Regions from separate parts of the Homo sapiens genome. Here region 2 is linked to region 1. The links are chromatin loops, found by intact Hi-C in ENCODE. Cell type or tissue: dorsolateral prefrontal cortex. All regions are shown on one strand. Links, peaks and the distances in the headings refer to the core of each region. The heading gives the core; the rest is flanking DNA.

Region 1 (8,325 bases), core at 326-8,325:
AGATGAAGTCTCGCTCTGTCGCCCAGTCTGGAGTGCAGTGGCACGATCTCGGCTCACTGCAACCTTCACCTCCTGGGTTCAAGCAATTCTCCTGCCTCAGCCTCCCAAGTAGCTGGGACTACAAATGCACACCACCACATCGGCTAAATTTTTGTTTTTGTATTTTTAGTAGAGACGGGGTTTCATCGTGTTAGCTAGGATGGTCTCGATCGCCTGACCTCGTGATCAGCCTGCCTCGGCCTCCCAAAGTGCTGGAATTACAGGTGTGAGCCACCGTGCCTGGCGAATAAAATTCTTAACAAAGAAAAAGAACACTTGAGTTTAGTGCTGGCTCCCAGGCTTCCTAGCTGCATGGTCTAGGGCAAATTGATTCATCTCTTCTGAGCTTCACTTTCCTCATCTAAAACGATAATGAGAGGAGGGACTTGGAGTTGTGGAGGTATAAAGAAGGACTCAAATCCCTCCAGAGAGGGATAAACAAAAATAAAACTGGGGGAAAACAGTTTTCAAAAACAGCCACTTCAGGGCTGGAAATCTACCAAAGGCAGACAACAAAATGAGAAGCTTTATTTGATTTTTATTTATTTTTTGTCTTCCAGTTTCTATTTTTAACTTTGTCGGTATATAGTAGGTATATATATTTATCGGGTACATGAGATATTTTGGTACAGACATGCAATTTGTAATAATCACATCAGGGTAAACAGGATATCCATCACCTTAAGCATTTATCCTCTTTTGTGTTACAACATTTAGTTATTAGTTTATTTATTTATTTATTTATTTGAGACGGAGTCTTGCTCTGTTGCCCAGGCTGGAGTGCAGTGGTGCGATCTCAGCTCACTTTGCAAGCTCTGCCTCCCAGGTTCACGCCATTCTCCTGCCTCAGCCTCCCAAGTAGCTGGGACTACAGGTGCCCGCCACCACGCCCAGCTAATTTTTCGTATTTTTAGTAGAGATGGGGTTTCACTATGTTAGCCAGGATGGTCTCGATCTCCTGACCTCACTATCTGCCCTCCTCGGCCTCCCAAAGTGCTGGGATTACAGGCGTGAGCCACCGTGCCCGGCCTAGTTTTTTATTCATTTATTTTTCAGATGGAGTCTTGCTCTGTCAGCAGTGACGTGATCTTGGCTCACGGCAACCTCCGTCTCCCAGATTCAAGCAATTCTCCTGCCTCAGCCTCCAGAGTAGCTGGGATTACAGGCACCCACCACCACGCCCGGCTAATTTTTGTATGTTTAGTGGAGACGGGGTTTCACCATGTTGGCCAGGCTGGTCTCGAACACCTCACATCAGGTGATCCGCCCACCTTGGCCTCCCAAAGTGCTGGGATTACAGGTGTGAGCCACCGTGCCTGGCCGTTTGTGTTTATTTTTTATTTTTTGAGACAGAGTCTCGCTTTGCTGCCCAGACAGGAGTGCCATGGGGCCATCTCAGCTCACTGCAACCTCCACCTCCCTGGTTCAAGCGATTCTCCTGCCTCAGCCTCCTGAGCAGCTGGGATTACAGGTGCCTGACACCACGCCTAGCTAATTTTTGTACTTTTAGTAGAGATGGGAGTTCACCATGTTGGCCAGGCTGGTCTCGAACACCTGACCTCAGGTGATCCGCCCACCTTGGCCTCCCAAAGTGCTGGGATTACAGGTGTGAGCCACAGTGCCTGGCTATAATAACCATTTTAATATGTGTGTGTATGTCATTAACATCATGTCGTATACCTTAAATATATACAATTTATTTTTTAAAAGCTTATACAAACTATATTATCAGATAAGGGGTTAATTTCCACAATATATAAGAGCTCAAGTGATTCTCCTGCCTCAGCCTCCTGAGTAGCTGGGACTACAGGCGTACACCACCAGCCTGGCTAATTTTTTTTTTTGTATTTTTAGTAGAGACGGGGTTTCACCATGTTGGCCAGGCTGGTATCAAACTCCTGGGCTCAGGTGATCCTCCTGCCTCGGCCTCCCAAAGTGCTGGGATTACAGGCGTGAGCCACCATGCCCGGCCCTGAGTGTAAGTATCTTGAATGTAAAATCAGGAAACCCTTGACTGCCTTCAAACACATGGGGAAGGTTCAAGATCTGGAACTTGTTTTCTGTCTCTTCCATTTTGTGAAAAGCTACAAAATCAGGAACCCCTATTCCCTCACAAGGACAGCAGAGTCTGGCCTGGTCTTGGGCTGGCATAGGTTCAGCTCAGCCTCCTGCTCTTCTGCACTCATGACCAATAGGAAAAATCTTCAAGAACTGCATGCCTGTGGGGAGAAAAAGCCCACAGCTGCCTAGAAACACCAGTTGGCAGCTGGGTGCGGTGGCTCACCCCTCTAATTCCAGCACTTTAGGAGGCCGAGGCGGGCGGATCACGAGGTCAGGAGTTCGAGACCAGTCTGGCCAACATGATGAAACCCCATCTCTACTAAAAATACAAAAATTAGCCGGGTGTGGTGGCATGTACCTGTAATCCCAGTTACTCGGGAGGCTGAGGCTGAATTGCTTGAACCAGGGAGTCGGAGCTTGCAGTGAGCCGAGATCACACCACTGCACTACAGCCTGGCAACGGAGCAAGACTCTGTCTCAAAAAACAAAAACAAAAACAAAACCACCAGTCGGCATAGGGCCTTGCCTGCCCCCTCGCCAGCAAGCTCTGTTAGACATGGGAAATCCAGGTCACACATGCCCCTGAAGTGAATGCAGAGCTAACTTACACTGGGCTCCTACTTGCCAAGTGGATTCAGCCACTAGACTGGCAGACAACTGGCAAAAACTGAGCATAGAACCACGTTCCCAGGAATGCCATGCACGAGAGAAAGACAGGAATCTGTACCCGAAGCCGGGGAGGACAGTGGGTGGTCATCTCTCCCTTGACCCACATTGGCCAGGGGGTCCCCTCCCACTCGAGGTAGATGACTAAACCGTGAACCTGCTGTTTTAGGGATTGCCACGGTCACCCAGGGTGATTCCAGCCATCTTCCTCTCAGATGGACATGTCTTTTAAATATCATCATTATTAAGGGATGAGCCATTTCTAATGCTGAACAAAATGAAAAGCACATGGGCATAGGTACTCAACAGATGTCCTTGGGATAAATGAGTGTTTGCTTCTCTCCAACACCAACTCCAACGACTAACTTGGAGAAGATTGTCTACGATCATTATAGCAGCTTAACTGTGCGAATTGGCCACTCACTGGTATTTTGTTTTGTTTTTTGAGATGGAGTCTCACTCTGTTGCCCAGGCTGGAGTGCAGTGGTGTGATCTTGGCTCACTGCAACCTCTGCCTCCCGGGTTCAAGTGATTCTCCTGCCTCAGCTTCCTGAGTAGCTGGGACTACAGGCATCTGTCACCATGCCTGGCTAATTTTTTATATTTTTAGTACAGACAGGGTTTCACCGTATTAGCCAGGATGGTGTCGATCTCCTGACCTCGTGATCCGCCTGCCTCAGCCTCCCAAAGTGCTGAGATTACAGGCATGAGCCACTGCGCCCGGCTGACTCACTGGTATTTTTTAACCATAGTATTTCCTGTGCCTGAGCGCAAATAAATAGTAGGCATCAAACCAATAAAACCATGTAGTAACAATTTACAAAAATACATCTTTATTGTGTTCCAATGTTGTTGCATTATACAGATACCTAGTTATATAAACTTGGTCTTCATGTTAAATATAAACACAAAAAAACTAGAAACAAATCAGCAAAACCATCAGAAAATCCCTCTGAGCCATGAATCCTTATTAAAAATGTATAGTGGGGGGTACCTGTAGCTGTATGTTGAAGCAGGAGGACTGCTTGAACTCAGGAGTTCAAGACCAGCCTGGACGACATAGCAAGATGCCATCTCTTTAAAAAAAAAAAAAAAAAAAAAAAAAAGGGCCAGGCACAGTGGCTCACGCTTGTAATCCCAGCACTTTGGGAGGCTGAGGTGGGTGGATCACCTGAGGTCAGGAGTTTGAGACCAGCCCGGCCAACACGGTGAAACCCCGTCTCTACTAAAAAATACAAAAATTAGCTGGGCATAGTGGCGGGCACCTGTAGTTCCAGCTACTCTGGAGGCTGAGGCAGGAGAATTGCTTGAACCCAGGAGGCAGAGGTTGCAGTGAGCCAAGATCGTGCCATTGCACTCCAGCCTGGGCAACAAGAGTGAAACTCCCTCTCAAAAAAAAAAGTACAGTGGGATGATGAAATTGTCTTCAATCACCACACTCCGAAAATAGTTAACTGTAACCAAACGTAAATGTTGAAAGCAGCAATAAAGACAAAAGCGATACAGAATAAAAGCATGGCGGGGCTCACCATATCCAGGGGATTGGGCAAGTCAGATGCTTGCCGACCCCTCAGCAACCTGTCTTGTGCAAAAATGATCAGGGACTCCATCATTAAGCCCCAGGTTACCTTCACCAGCACCTGCAGGGGAACACCCCAGAAGACGAGCCCCATGGCTTCAGAACACACATTTCAGAGGACCAAAAGATGAGGAAGAGATCCACTTCACTCCCCAAAGTCTCTTGCGGAGCCCTAACTCAATCACTCAGTGACCAAGAGCTGGCAATGTACTGAATATTCACAACTGCAGCAAAAGGTACCCTCAAACATAAGGCCCAGAAACTCTTGCTGAATTTCAAAGTAGAAACGCTTGAATGTTAACCTCGGGAGCAGACATGTTATTGCGACTGCATACTGAGTCGGACCTGTTTCTCCTGCGGGTTTTGAGTCTAAGTCCACAAGGGGCCTGGGAGGCAAGCTGTCCTCCTAGTCGTCTCTCCAAGGAGTTTGAACACAGAGAGAGCCCATCATCCCTCCGCCTTTCATTGCCATCTTCAGCGATTCCAACGGCTGGAGGGAGAGTCTGGGAAGCACACAGGCCCCAAACCTGACAGGGCCGAGCCCAGCCCTGATGGTTTCCCTTCCTTGCTGGGACACAGCTCCTTCCAGCAGTTGAGAAACTCAAGGGACAGTCCCTCTCACGGGGCTGGAGGATCCTGTGGACAGCCATCCCTGTCTTTAGGCAGGTGTGTGTGACGGGTCAGTTCCGAGACTCCGAGGCTGTGGGGCTGCGGACCGTGGACATGAGGTGTGACTTGTAGGTCTTGCTCAGGCCAGTCATCCAGAACTTCAGCAGCTTGACATTGTCCTCCTCGGACGCACCCAGGATGCTCAGCAGCTTCTGTGTGTCCTCTTTGGGTCGACTGTCCACCTTGGTGAACTTAAAAAGCACCTTCACTTTGCTGAAGAAAACCAAAACAAAACACTCAGACACCACAGCACAATCCCTCGAGCCCTGGTCACGGGGCCAACCAGGGGTGACACGGCTTTGGCACCAGCAGGAGCTGTGCAGGCAGAGCTGGAATCCACACCCTTGGGGCAGCAGGCTTGGCCCCTGAACTGCTGAAAGGAGCTGTGTCCCAGCAAGGAAGGGAAGCTGTCGGGGCTGGGCTCGGCCCTCTGTCGGGTATGGGTATGGGGCCTGTGCGCTTCCCACACCCTCCCTCAAGCTGTTGTCAAGACGCCAAGAAGAAAGAAAAACCTTCCTTAAACTCGTGGAAGACACTGGTTGCTCCTAAGCTTCACTGCATGATTTTAAATCAGGACAATGTTTGATTAATAAATTTGACCCAAAAAATTACCAAGAATCGAGGCAGGAGGAAATAAAGTAAATTTGCTTACAAAAAAAAAAACCCGGGGGGCCAGGTGCAGTGGCTCACGCCTGTAATCCCAGCACTTTGGGAGGCCAAGGTGGGCGGATCACGAAGTCAGGAGTTCAAGACCAGCCTGGCCAACATGCTAAAACCCTGTCTCTACTAAAAATACAAATATTAGCCAGGCATGGTGGTGGGTGCCTGTAATCCCAGCTACTCCAGAGGCTGAGGCAGAAGAATCGCTTGAACCCGGGAGGCGGAGGTTGTGGTGAGCCAAGATCATGCCATTGCACTCCAGCCTGGGCAACAAGAGCCAAACTCTGACTCAAAAAAAATAAAAAATAAAAATAAAATAAAATAAAAAGCGGGGTGGGGCATGGGTTACTGGGCTTTTAGGTTTTGAAGTTAATTGCACAGCAGATGACAGAGCTTCCATTATGAACCCTCCTGTGAGCTTGGAGCCCTTGCCCAAGCCTCAGTCGCTCTCCAAGGCAGGCGCCACCCCCACCTCCCCATGCAGGAGCCGGAGGCAGACATGATGACCGCCTCCCGAGGCCACCTGAGCTTTGCAGTGGCGGACGTGGAGTTGGAACCCCGCCCCCAACCTCTTCTCTCGGCTCCTCCCTCAGTGGCCACGGCCCAGCTCCTCTTTTGGAAACAGCTCCAGGTTTTCTCCAGGGTCGCAAGCAAAGGGGCCTCACCCACACTGTTGCTTACTTCATCCACTCCTCCTTGAGGCAGACGAGGCACTGGTCCACCACATCCACAGACAGGTTCTGGTTGGTCAGAGCCGCTTCAATCTTATTCAGGATGGTGGGGCCCACTGGGGAGAAGGGCAGGGGCAGAGCAAGGGCAGGCGTTAGCGCGGGGCGGGGGCATCTTCTCACAAAAAGGACACTCTGCCTGGGGGCACCCACCTCGGTCTGCAGCTACAGGGCTCCCACTGGTCACCACAAACTCGTACTTGCTGAGAGACTGGTCATCCTCACACCCCACAGGGTGGAGGGTGGAACGTGCGGCTGCGTGGACCTCCACGATGACAGCAAACTCTGTAACAACACAAGGCCCGTGGCTCCTCATCTCCCCCATGCTCCTCACCTCCCCTGCGCTAGCCCACCGTGGGCCCCACTCCGCTCATCCCAGGTCAGTGGGGAAGGCTGCTGGTGAAAAGACTGGCCCAAATCAATGCTTTGGTATTTAAAACCTTTCAGGTTATTCGTGAATAGTTAAGGGTTAACTTTTGCCTCAGTTAAACTAATAATTTATTATATTACAATAATCACAAAGTACTTTATATACATCAATTTACCTCTGGCTAAGCAGCCCTATGAGGGTGGTCTCACCATGACCCTATTCTACAGATGGGGAAACAGGCCTGGAGACGTTAAATAACCTGCTCGTAGTGGTAAGAATTTGAAGTCTGTTTGAAACCAGAGCCTGTGTTTCCAATGCTACCCGGAAAAAAGGCACTGCCTCGCAGGGAGTCAGGACCCAGCCTGGGTGCTGATTGGGGGCTCAGGGTAGCTCCACTCGGACCATGAGTCAGCAGCTGCTGGTCACCGCTGTGCTGGGGGAAGTCACTGATGAGCCTGGGGGGCTGATCCCTGGACATCCCCAAACCAAAAGACCAGGGGTTTGCTGAGCCCTGACCACACCAGTGAAGGCCGGGAAGACCTCGGGCACATGAGGTGAAGAAAAAGGCTGGAGGAGAGCAGAAGTCAGGACAGGGGAACAGTAGAAGAGTGAGGAGAGGATGGCAGGGCCCACAGAAGCAGGCAGCTCACACCCAGCATTCAGCAGGCCTCCATCTCATAGGCACCCAATCACCAGGACGACCAGGATCCTCCGGCCAGGGACACATCCTCCCACCCCACGATGGTGACCTGCAGCCCACTGACGACAGTCCCTGCCAGCCAACCTTCCCATCAGGTCCACTCACCCACCGCTACCTGTGTGAAGATAGAACACGGAGGCCCAGAGCCATGGGGGAAGCTGGCCCTGCAATGAGGCCTCCTCTCCACAACCCATGACAGAGATCTGGTTCCACTTTGGGCCTGAGGCGTGGGGAACCTCAGCGCAGGGCATGGCCCCACAGCCCGCGGGGGCACGCACCTGAGGAGAGCACGTGGGGGGGGATCTGCACGTGCGGGCTGAGCCCCAGGAAGTTGCACCGATAGGCCTCCTCGTACTGGCTGCTGTATGGGATGATGCGGACGCAGCCCACGGGAAGCATGGTCTGAGGAGGACAGCAGGACTCAGACCAAGGACACGAGGAAGCCCTCAGCCCCGGCCATCCATGCTCTACTACCCAAACCCCACACGCCTCCTGCAGCCCGGTCCAAGCCCTCCCTCCTGCCAGAGGAGTCCCCAGACTCTCAGCCCACAGTGGGGGTGAGGGGGGAGGGTCCTCCACCACCAGGTCCCTAACTCTTGTCTGGACCGCCAGTCACACACCAGCTTGTACCGCCCCTCGCTCTGTGGTGTTAACTCATATTAATGTTTGCCTGCACAGATGTTTGTCTCCTACCGCATCCCACAAAGAAGCTTTTACCAAGACTGTGTCATATGCATTTTTGTTCCCTCTCAGGCCTGGGCAGTCAGCAGGCACACGCATCCTTCTGATGATTTAAACATCATCAGACCAGACCCGGGTCTCCGTGCCCACTGCGCCCCCAGTGGAGACCGTG
Region 2 (8,325 bases), core at 24-8,023, 51 kb before region 1:
TTTGAGACCAGCCTGGCCAACATGGAGAAACCCCGTTTCTACTAAAAATACAAAATTAGCCAGGCATGGTAGCGCATGCCGGTAATCCCAGCTACTTGGGAGGCTGAGGCAGGAGAATCGCTTGAACCCAGCAGGCAGAGGTTGTGGTGAGCCGAGATCGCGCCATTGCACTCCAGCCTGGGTAACAAGAGTGAAACTCCATCTCAAAAAAAAAAAAAACAAAACATAGATCTGATCACGTTACCTGCTTATTAAAAGGTAAGCCCTTCTAGAAAGTGCTAGTTTTCCCTCATTCTGTCACCACTGTCCAGTCCAGGGGTGCACAGGGCCCAGGCCTCACCTGGCAGGTACGGTGGCTGTGCCCAGGTGCAGCCTAATGTAGTTCTTGGCCCTGAGCAAGGCAGGGCTGGCCCGTCCTGCCTCTGAGGCTGTGGGAGTCCTGGGACTCCCCTGGCTCCATACCCTGGCAACGGGACCACCACAGTGAGCCCCTCACAGCCTCTTCAGTCAAGGGACCCCCCCAGTGTCATTATGTGGGAAACCTCAGCTTTCTGAGGCTCTTTTCCCTTCCTTTCCCCTTCCCCTCCCCGTCCCCCTCCCCCTCCCCCACTCAGAACCAGTTTGGGAAGGGATGTGGGGTAAAGGCAGAGTATTCCTGTCCTCCCTGCACTTAGGAAGCTGGGATTAGGATAGAAAAAGGATGTGGTGCTCACAGGGGCTGGGTTGTGGCTCAGCATTGCCAGCTTCTGCCTGGCAGGCCACACCAGAGCCGCCCCTGACAGGCTATGTCCATCCTCCTGCCCCACAGCTCGTTGCCAGAGGAAAAAAACAAGAGCAGCTGCTCTTTTGAGACCTGCCCGAGGCCTACTGAGAAGCAAGAGGCAGAGCTGGGGGAGCCGGACCCTGAGCAGAAGAGGAGCCGCGCACGGGAGCGGAGGCGAGAGGGCCGCTCCAAGACCTTTGACTGGGCTGAGTTCCGTCCCATCCAGCAGGCCCTGGCTCAGGAGCGGGTGGGCGGCGTGGGGCCTGCTGACACCCACGAGCCCCTGCGCCCTGAGGCGGAGCCTGGGGAGCTGGAGCGGGAGCGTGCACGGAGGCGGGAGGAGCGCCGCAAGCGCTTCGGGATGCTCGACGCCACAGACGGGCCAGGCACTGAGGATGCAGCCCTGCGCATGGAGGTGGACCGGAGCCCAGGGCTGCCTATGAGCGACCTCAAAACGCATAACGTCCACGTGGAGATTGAGCAGCGGTGGCATCAGGTGGAGACCACACCTCTCCGGGAAGAGAAGCAGGTGCCCATCGCCCCCGTCCACCTGTCTTCTGAAGATGGGGGTGACCGGCTCTCCACACACGAGCTGACCTCTCTGCTCGAGAAGGAGGTAATAGCCTGGGACCAGATCCCCACCCTGCTCCCAGCAGCCTTTCCAGAGCATCAGCTGTGCCCAGCTGTGGCCTGAGGGGTTCATCTAGACAGTCCTACCCGCGAGGGACTTGCAGACCCCTAGGGGAGACAGACGCATAGATGAGTCCTCATAGTTGAGGCAGACCTGAGAGCTGTGGGAGCGTGCCAGTGCATGCAGGGCAGGGAAAGGGGCCTTCCAGGCACAGAGGAATTCTTCCGATGGTGGGGGCCCCTGCCATTGAGAGGCAAGCGGCGTTGCAGGGCCTAGATGGTTTCCTCGTTCTGACTCCCGATGGCAGGAGGGGCGCGAGCAGGGCAAGGCTTTTGCATTACGCAGCCCTGGCTTGGACAGGTCAAAGCTGTAGGCAGAGACCAGCCCCAGGTGCTCTTACAGTGGCTTGGGGACGGCCGATCAGATCTGAAGCCAGGGGCATCCAGCAGGAGATGACAGCTGGGTCCTAGGTCATGAGGATATGAAGCAGAAGACAGTGGTGAGGCAGGGTAGGCTGTGGATGAAGGCTGCCCTGTGACTGTCACTCCTCCACGAGGCCTTCAGTGCACCTAGGTACATAGATGAACAAGCTGGCCCCCGAACTATAAAATAAGATGTTCTTTCATGGAAATGTATGCAGAAATCCAGTCTGCAGAACTTCAGTGGTAGATTGACATGTCTGGGCAGGGAGTCTCGTAGCTGGGGAGGTGTAGCGTTACAGTTTTTGTAGAACTCCCTGTTTCACTCTCCATTTAGGGACAGTTTTCAACACTGTGTTTCAAATGTGTTCTCTTACGTAAGTAGCTTGTTAAAGATTTGCCACTTGGGTATGCCTCAAGCTTCTCATCTTTTTTGTATTTTATTAACTGTATGAGGCTGAGTTACCACCAGCACTAATACTTGTACTTTTTCATTTTCCTCATCCATTAACAAGTAACAAAGGCAAGATGAAATAAAATAACAGTTGAAACTCACATTACTTCAGGCTACCAAAATGGGCCAGCCAGCAGGCGACACACTGGCTCAACAATCTGGGGGGTCAGTCTTCACTGTTTAAAAGTCAGGGGTCGGCTGGGCATGGTGGCTCACGCCTGTAATCCCGGTACTTTGGGAGGCCGAGGCGGGCGGATCACAAGGTCAAGAGATCAAGACCATCCGGCCAACATGGTGAAACCCCGTCTCTACTAAAAATACAAAAATTAGCTGGGCATGGTGGTGCATTCCTGTAGTCCCAGCTACTTGGAAGGCTGAGGCAGGAGAATCACTTGAACCCAGGAGGCAGAGGTTGCAGTGACCTGAGATCGCACCATCGTACTCCAGCCTGGCGACAGAGCGAGAGTCCATCTCAAAAAAAATAAATAAAAGTCAGGGGTCTCCCCGCCTCTCACAGCACAGTCTGTCAGCACCCTGGGCGGCACTGGCCTGACTGTCCACCACACACACAGCTCCATTCAGCACGAGCTCTGGGAGCAGGTTGGGTAGCCCTGCACATGGCCAGGCATCAGGAGGCACCTGGGAGGTGTGTAGGGAAGAGGTGGATGGATGAATGAGTAGCTGAAGCTGTTGAAAGCAAGAAGAGTGTAAAATAGCTTACTCATGGGTATCCACACCTTGTTTGAGGGAACTGCGGGAACTCTTTTTGCAAACAGAACTTTGTGGAATCCATCATGTAAAGCTGGTCAAATGGAGTGGTTTCAGTTGAGACCATAGTGGGCCCTGGAGTGAGGCCTGCTTGGGGCCACCACTCACAGTGGTCCCTGTAGAGCCTAGCCTGGCCTGTGTGACCAGCTGAGGACACCCAAAGGACCCCATGGGGTGCTTCCTCCAGATGCAGATGCAAAACCCTTGTTCCCCAGTGGACACATTCCCCTTCTCAGAAATGAACACCCCGTATGGGCCTTGGCACCTATATAGGGCGTGCATGTTGGAACCTTGAGCAGGTGTGGGAAGTATGTGGGCATCCAGGGGTGCCTGGAGTAGGGAAGGACAAGGTAGTCCCTTGGTGCCCATAAGGTACCAAGTCTGCCATTGTTACTGATGGCTTGCATTGGAACCTTCACTTCCAAATGCTGCTGGTAAAGGCCATATCAGCACATCTGCTGAAATGTGGAGACTCCAAAACTCTTGGGCCACATGGAAGACCAGTGAAAGAGTCTGTGCTGTGCAGCTGCTTTGTTTATCATTGTCATTTTGCATAAAAGTGTGTGTCTTTTTGCCAACAGCTGGAGCAGAGCCAGAAGGAGGCCTCAGACCTTCTGGAGCAGAACCGGCTCCTGCAGGACCAGCTGAGGGTGGCCCTGGGCCGGGAGCAGAGCGCCCGTGAGGGCTACGTGCTGCAGGTAGGGTGGAGGGGCTGCTGTGGCCCATGGTGCGCTCAGGAGCTTCAGTGTGAAGGGTTCATGCTCAGGCAGGCTAGGAGTGTGCAAAACTTGGCTGAGCAGGGGTGTCTCCCAGGAGCTCATGCCCCTGGGCTTTTCTGCCACAGGACTGGACACTCAATGTGCTTGGGGGGGTCTGTTTGTTTTTCCCTCCTGATATGACATTTTGGGGAATCTCCCTGAAACCTCTATATCTAAGGACTTTTTTTGGTAATAAAATGATTTTGGTGACCTTTCCCTTTGACTCTGAAAGTAGCCAATATACATTTATTGTAAATACCATACATTTGCATGTGATTTCTCATAGTTTTCACTATAGTAATATTGGACCTATTGTACAGATTGAAGACATTGAATCACACAGCAAGTCCAGTGCCTGCTTACAACCAACAGCAAGTCAGTGGCAAAGCTAGTACTGGACCCCATTCCCATCTGTTTCTATACCACACCTGGCAGGCAGAGCTGGGGCTCTTACCACTACTAGCCCAACCCCGGGATACCTCCACTGAGATCCTGTACCACAGAGCCCTGATATAGGGGTGTCACAAGGCTGGAGCTAGCCTGGCCCAAGGGCGTGCCTATGTCTGCTGACTTTCCTGCAGCGTGCCAGGCCTTGTGCCAGGTATTGGGCATAAAACAGATATACTCTTGTCCCCATTGAGTGGTAGAGGAGATTGTGATAGGAAGATTGATATATAAATACTGCAGGAGAAGTGAAGTGGGGTACCAGAACAGGGAGCCTAAGTTCTCGGCAAAGGCTGAGGGTATAACATTAGAATCAAGGTCCTAGGTTCAAGACTTGGCCCTGCTACTGACCCCCAAAGCAAGTGCATGTGTCCCCTCCTCTACAGCGGCAGTCTGCTGCCTGTGTAGACTTAGACCCAGTGATCCCTGAGGGCCCTTCCGGCTCTTAGACCCCGAGTCTCTGTCACGTATTGTCTACATTTGCAGACCGCAGTGCGCTGACCTTGGTCTGAGTTGTCCCAGGCAGCAGATGGAACAGGGGCACTCAGCTGGCCTCTGACCATAGTCTGCCTCTTTGCAGACTCTCTGCTGTTTCTTCTCCTGTGTGCTCCCTGGGCCTTCTCTTTCTTTCTGCCCCACATGCCCTAGACTCTCCTCTCCAGCCTCTTCTGCCATAGTCATTGCCATGCCCTGTTCAGACCTGGTGAACAGGGCCTCCCTGTGGGCCTCCCTGCCAAGGTCATTTGCGCTTGCCCTCCAGGTTTGAGGAGCATCTTTTTAATTCTTGATTGGGCCTCATCCTATAAGAACTGGCTTCAAATCAGGTAGTAAAGATAAAAGTTCAGCATCCCAAATTCGAAAATCTGAAATGCTCCAAAATCCAAAACTGAACGCTGACATTATGCTGAAAGGAAATGCTCACTGGAGCATTTCAGATTTTGGATTTTTGGATTGGGGATGCTCACCCAGTAAGTAGAATGCAAATATTTTAAAATCCGAAACAGTTCTTGTCCCAAGTATTTTGGATAAGGGATACTCAACTTGTACTAAGCAGCGGACTTTGCACATTGCTAACCTAGGAACCTACCTCTGTCTAACTTGCATAATTGCATGAGCCTACACTGAAGCCCCTGTTGGTCAGCACTGGGCAAAGCTGGTCTTTAATACCTTTTCCCTAAGTCTAATAACCTGTGACTTCTCACCACCCTTTATGCTTTGGAAATGCTTTTAATCACGACTCAGAATGAGCAGGGGGTCTGTGGGGTTAAGGGTCAGGAGCCAGCTACTGGGGTGGGTGCTATACTAACTGCTGGGAGGAGCTTGCATGATTTGGACATTGAGTGTGAAGTGTAACTTGAACTTAACATAACTGAGTGTCACATCTGTGGCTTCCCCGGCCAGCAGACCGAGAGGGAGCCATAGGCAGGCCAGATTCTTAGGCTGGGCTCGGCTCACTCTTGTTTGTGTTGTTTTTCCCTATATTAATGAGTTCTGTCTCTGCATGCCTTTCAGTGTGGGGAGTTTTGTTTCATTTACGTTGTGTTTTGTTTTTGCATGCTTCACTTTTTCTTATTTTGAACTCCACAAAGGTTTGTTTGTTTTGTTGATTATTGTATCTTACTCCATGGTTCCCGTTCCCCCCTCGTTTTGACTTCTTACAGGTAGAGATTAGTTCTTCCTGTTACTCTAGAGGACTGACTACACTTTCCACAGGAAAATGTTTGGATGTCACCTTGCTGACATCTCCCGAGTGTTACCTTCCTTCCTTCTCCTCCTGTCTTAGAAGGAAGTGGCATCATTTACCTACACCTTGTGTCCTGCGCTTGTTTAGGATTTGTTGTCAAGACTGCGTACTTTTTGTTTTGTGAAACAAACAGCTGCAGGTGCTGTGCTCCTCCCGCCTGTCCCTCTTCCTGGCGCTCTCTTGTCCTTTAGTCTTTGTTTTGCTTCTTAGTGTGTTCCATTATTCAGTTTTGTTTGGTTTATTTCTCCTAGAAGCTGTTTGGTTAAAGCTGTTTTCTGATGTTATTGTCCATGTTTTCTGTTTACCTGGAAGCAGCTACTTACTAAAAAAAAAAAAAAAGAAAATTTGTTGGATTTTTTTAATGGGAAAAAAAAATAAAGTTGTACAAAGGATAAAAGCCAAAGCCATCAAGGAGCTTTCTGTGGTTGTTCCTGGCCAGAGGTGTGACACTCAGAACTGGGAGGCCCGAGTGTTACTAACCAGTATTTAATCGGTTTTTTTAAGACTGAAGTGGCCGCCTCCCCATCGGGTGCCTGGCAGAGGCTCCATAGAGTCAACCAAGACCTTCAAAGTGAGCTTGAAGCCCAGTGCCAGCGCCAGGAGCTGATTACACACCAGATTCAGACCCTGAAGCGTAGCTATGGGGAGGCCAAGGACACGATCCGGCACCACGAGGCTGAGATCCGGAGCCTTCAGGCACGGCTCAGCAATGCGGCCGCTGAGCTAGCCATCAAGGAGCAGGCGCTGGCCAAGCTCAAGGGCGACCTGAAGCGGGAGCAGGGCCGGGTCCGCGAGCAGCTGGAGGAGCGGCAACACAGCGAGGCGGCGCTGAGCAGCCAGCTGAGGGCTAGCGAGCAGAAGCTCAAGAGTGCTGAGGCCCTGCTGCTGGAGAAGACGCAGGAGCTACGGGGCCTGGAGACACAGCAGGCGCTGCAGCGGGACCGGCAGAAGGAGGTCCAGAGGCTGCAGGAGCGCATTGCCGACCTCAGCCAGCAACTGGGCGCCAGTGAGCAGGCGCAGCGGCTGATGGAGGAGAAGCTGCAGAGAAACTATGAGCTGCTGCTGGAGAGCTGTGAGAAGGAGAAGCAGGCATTGCTGCAGAACCTAAAGGAAGTGGAAGACAAGGCCAGCGCCTATGAGGACCAGCTGCAGGGTCAGGCACAGCAGGTGGAGACCCTGCAGAAGGAGAAGCTGAGCGCCACTTTCGAGGGCAGTGAGCAGGTGCACCAGCTGGAGGAGCAGCTGGAGGCACGAGAGGCCAGCGTGCGCAGGCTCGCAGAGCACGTGCAGAGCCTCTGTGACGAGCGGGACCTCCTCAGACAGCGGTTCCAGGAGCTGACAGAGCGCGTGGCCACGTCCGACGAGGATGTGGCTGAGCTCCGGGAAAAGCTGAGGAGAAGAGAGGCTGACAACCAGAGCCTGGAGCACTCCTACCAGAGGGTCTCCAGCCAGCTGCAGAGCATGCACACTCTGCTGAGAGAGAAGGAGGAAGAGCTGGAGCGCATTAAGGAAGCACATGAGAAGGTTCTGGAGAAGAAGGAGCAGGACCTCAATGAGGCTTTGGTTAAAATGGTTGCCTTGGGGAGCAGCTTAGAGGAAACAGAAATTAAGCTCCAGGCAAAAGAAGAGATTTTAAGGAAATTTGCAAGTGAATCTCCAAAGGACATGGAAGAGCCACGGAGTACCCCTGAAGAGACAGAAAGGGATGGCACTTTGCTCCCAGGCCAACCAGTCCAAGCCACTAGGGCACCTCTAGGCCTCCCACACACAAGGCTCGAGGATGAGGACGAGGACCTGGGGGCTCCTCCGGGGGAAGAGTACGGTGATGGCAGCCCCAGTAGGGAAGACAGCATGGTGCCCCCAAAGTCAGTGGAAGTGCTTGACAGGGAGGGCCATCAGCAGGGCACAGCCAAACTCGACCAAGGGGCACCTGGTGTTAAAAGGCAAAGAATCCGGTTCTCCACAATCCAGTGCCAAAGATACATTCACCCCGAAGGGTCTGAGAAGACCTGGACCAGCAGCACATCTTCCGACACCAGCCAGGACCGGTCACCCTCGGAAGAAAGCATGTCCTCAGAGCCTGCACCCAGTGTACTGCCTGCAACTGGCGACTCTGACACGTACCTCTCCATCATCCACTCCCTGGAGACCAAGCTCTACGTCACAGAGGAAAAGCTCAAAGACGTGACCGTGAGGCTGGAGAGCCAGCAGGGTCAGAGCCGTGAGGCACTGCTCGCACTGCACCACCAGTGGGCGGGCACCGAGGCCCAGCTGCGTGAGCAGCTCCGCGCCAGCCTGCTCCAGGTTGGCGCACTGGCCTCCCAGCTGGAGCAGGAGAGGCAGG

What was found. A loop is a pair of places that touch in the nucleus more often than their neighbours do. Peaks named below come from ENCODE experiments on the same cell type or tissue, not always from the same donor. Only the 100,000 strongest peaks of a DNase experiment are listed, where the experiment ranks them.
Region 2: it touches region 1 in a loop (6-fold over the local background); 15 of 110 quality-filtered maps call a loop at or near these places.

What each region holds. Positions count from the first base shown.
Region 1 is chr17:17,208,630-17,216,954 of GRCh38, forward strand. FLCN (folliculin) reads right to left here. Exons shown (of 14, transcript NM_144997.7): 11 at 7,751-7,874; 12 at 6,556-6,687; 13 at 6,356-6,461; 14 at 3,583-5,227. The coding sequence ends at 5,026. Among named protein-coding and RNA genes, the nearest start is that of PLD6, 6.5 kb to the left of the region's middle. In dorsolateral prefrontal cortex, for the core only: no CTCF peak of the experiment used is centred there; no DNase peak of the experiment used is centred there; H3K27ac peaks cover 1,046 bases.
Region 2 is chr17:17,157,624-17,165,948 of GRCh38, forward strand. It overlaps MPRIP (myosin phosphatase Rho interacting protein), which reads left to right. Exons shown (of 24, transcript NM_001364716.4): 14 at 809-1,379; 15 at 3,617-3,733; 16 at 6,486-8,325. Among named protein-coding and RNA genes, the nearest start is that of PLD6, 45 kb to the right of the region's middle. In dorsolateral prefrontal cortex, for the core only: no CTCF peak of the experiment used is centred there; no DNase peak of the experiment used is centred there; H3K27ac peaks cover 2,407 bases.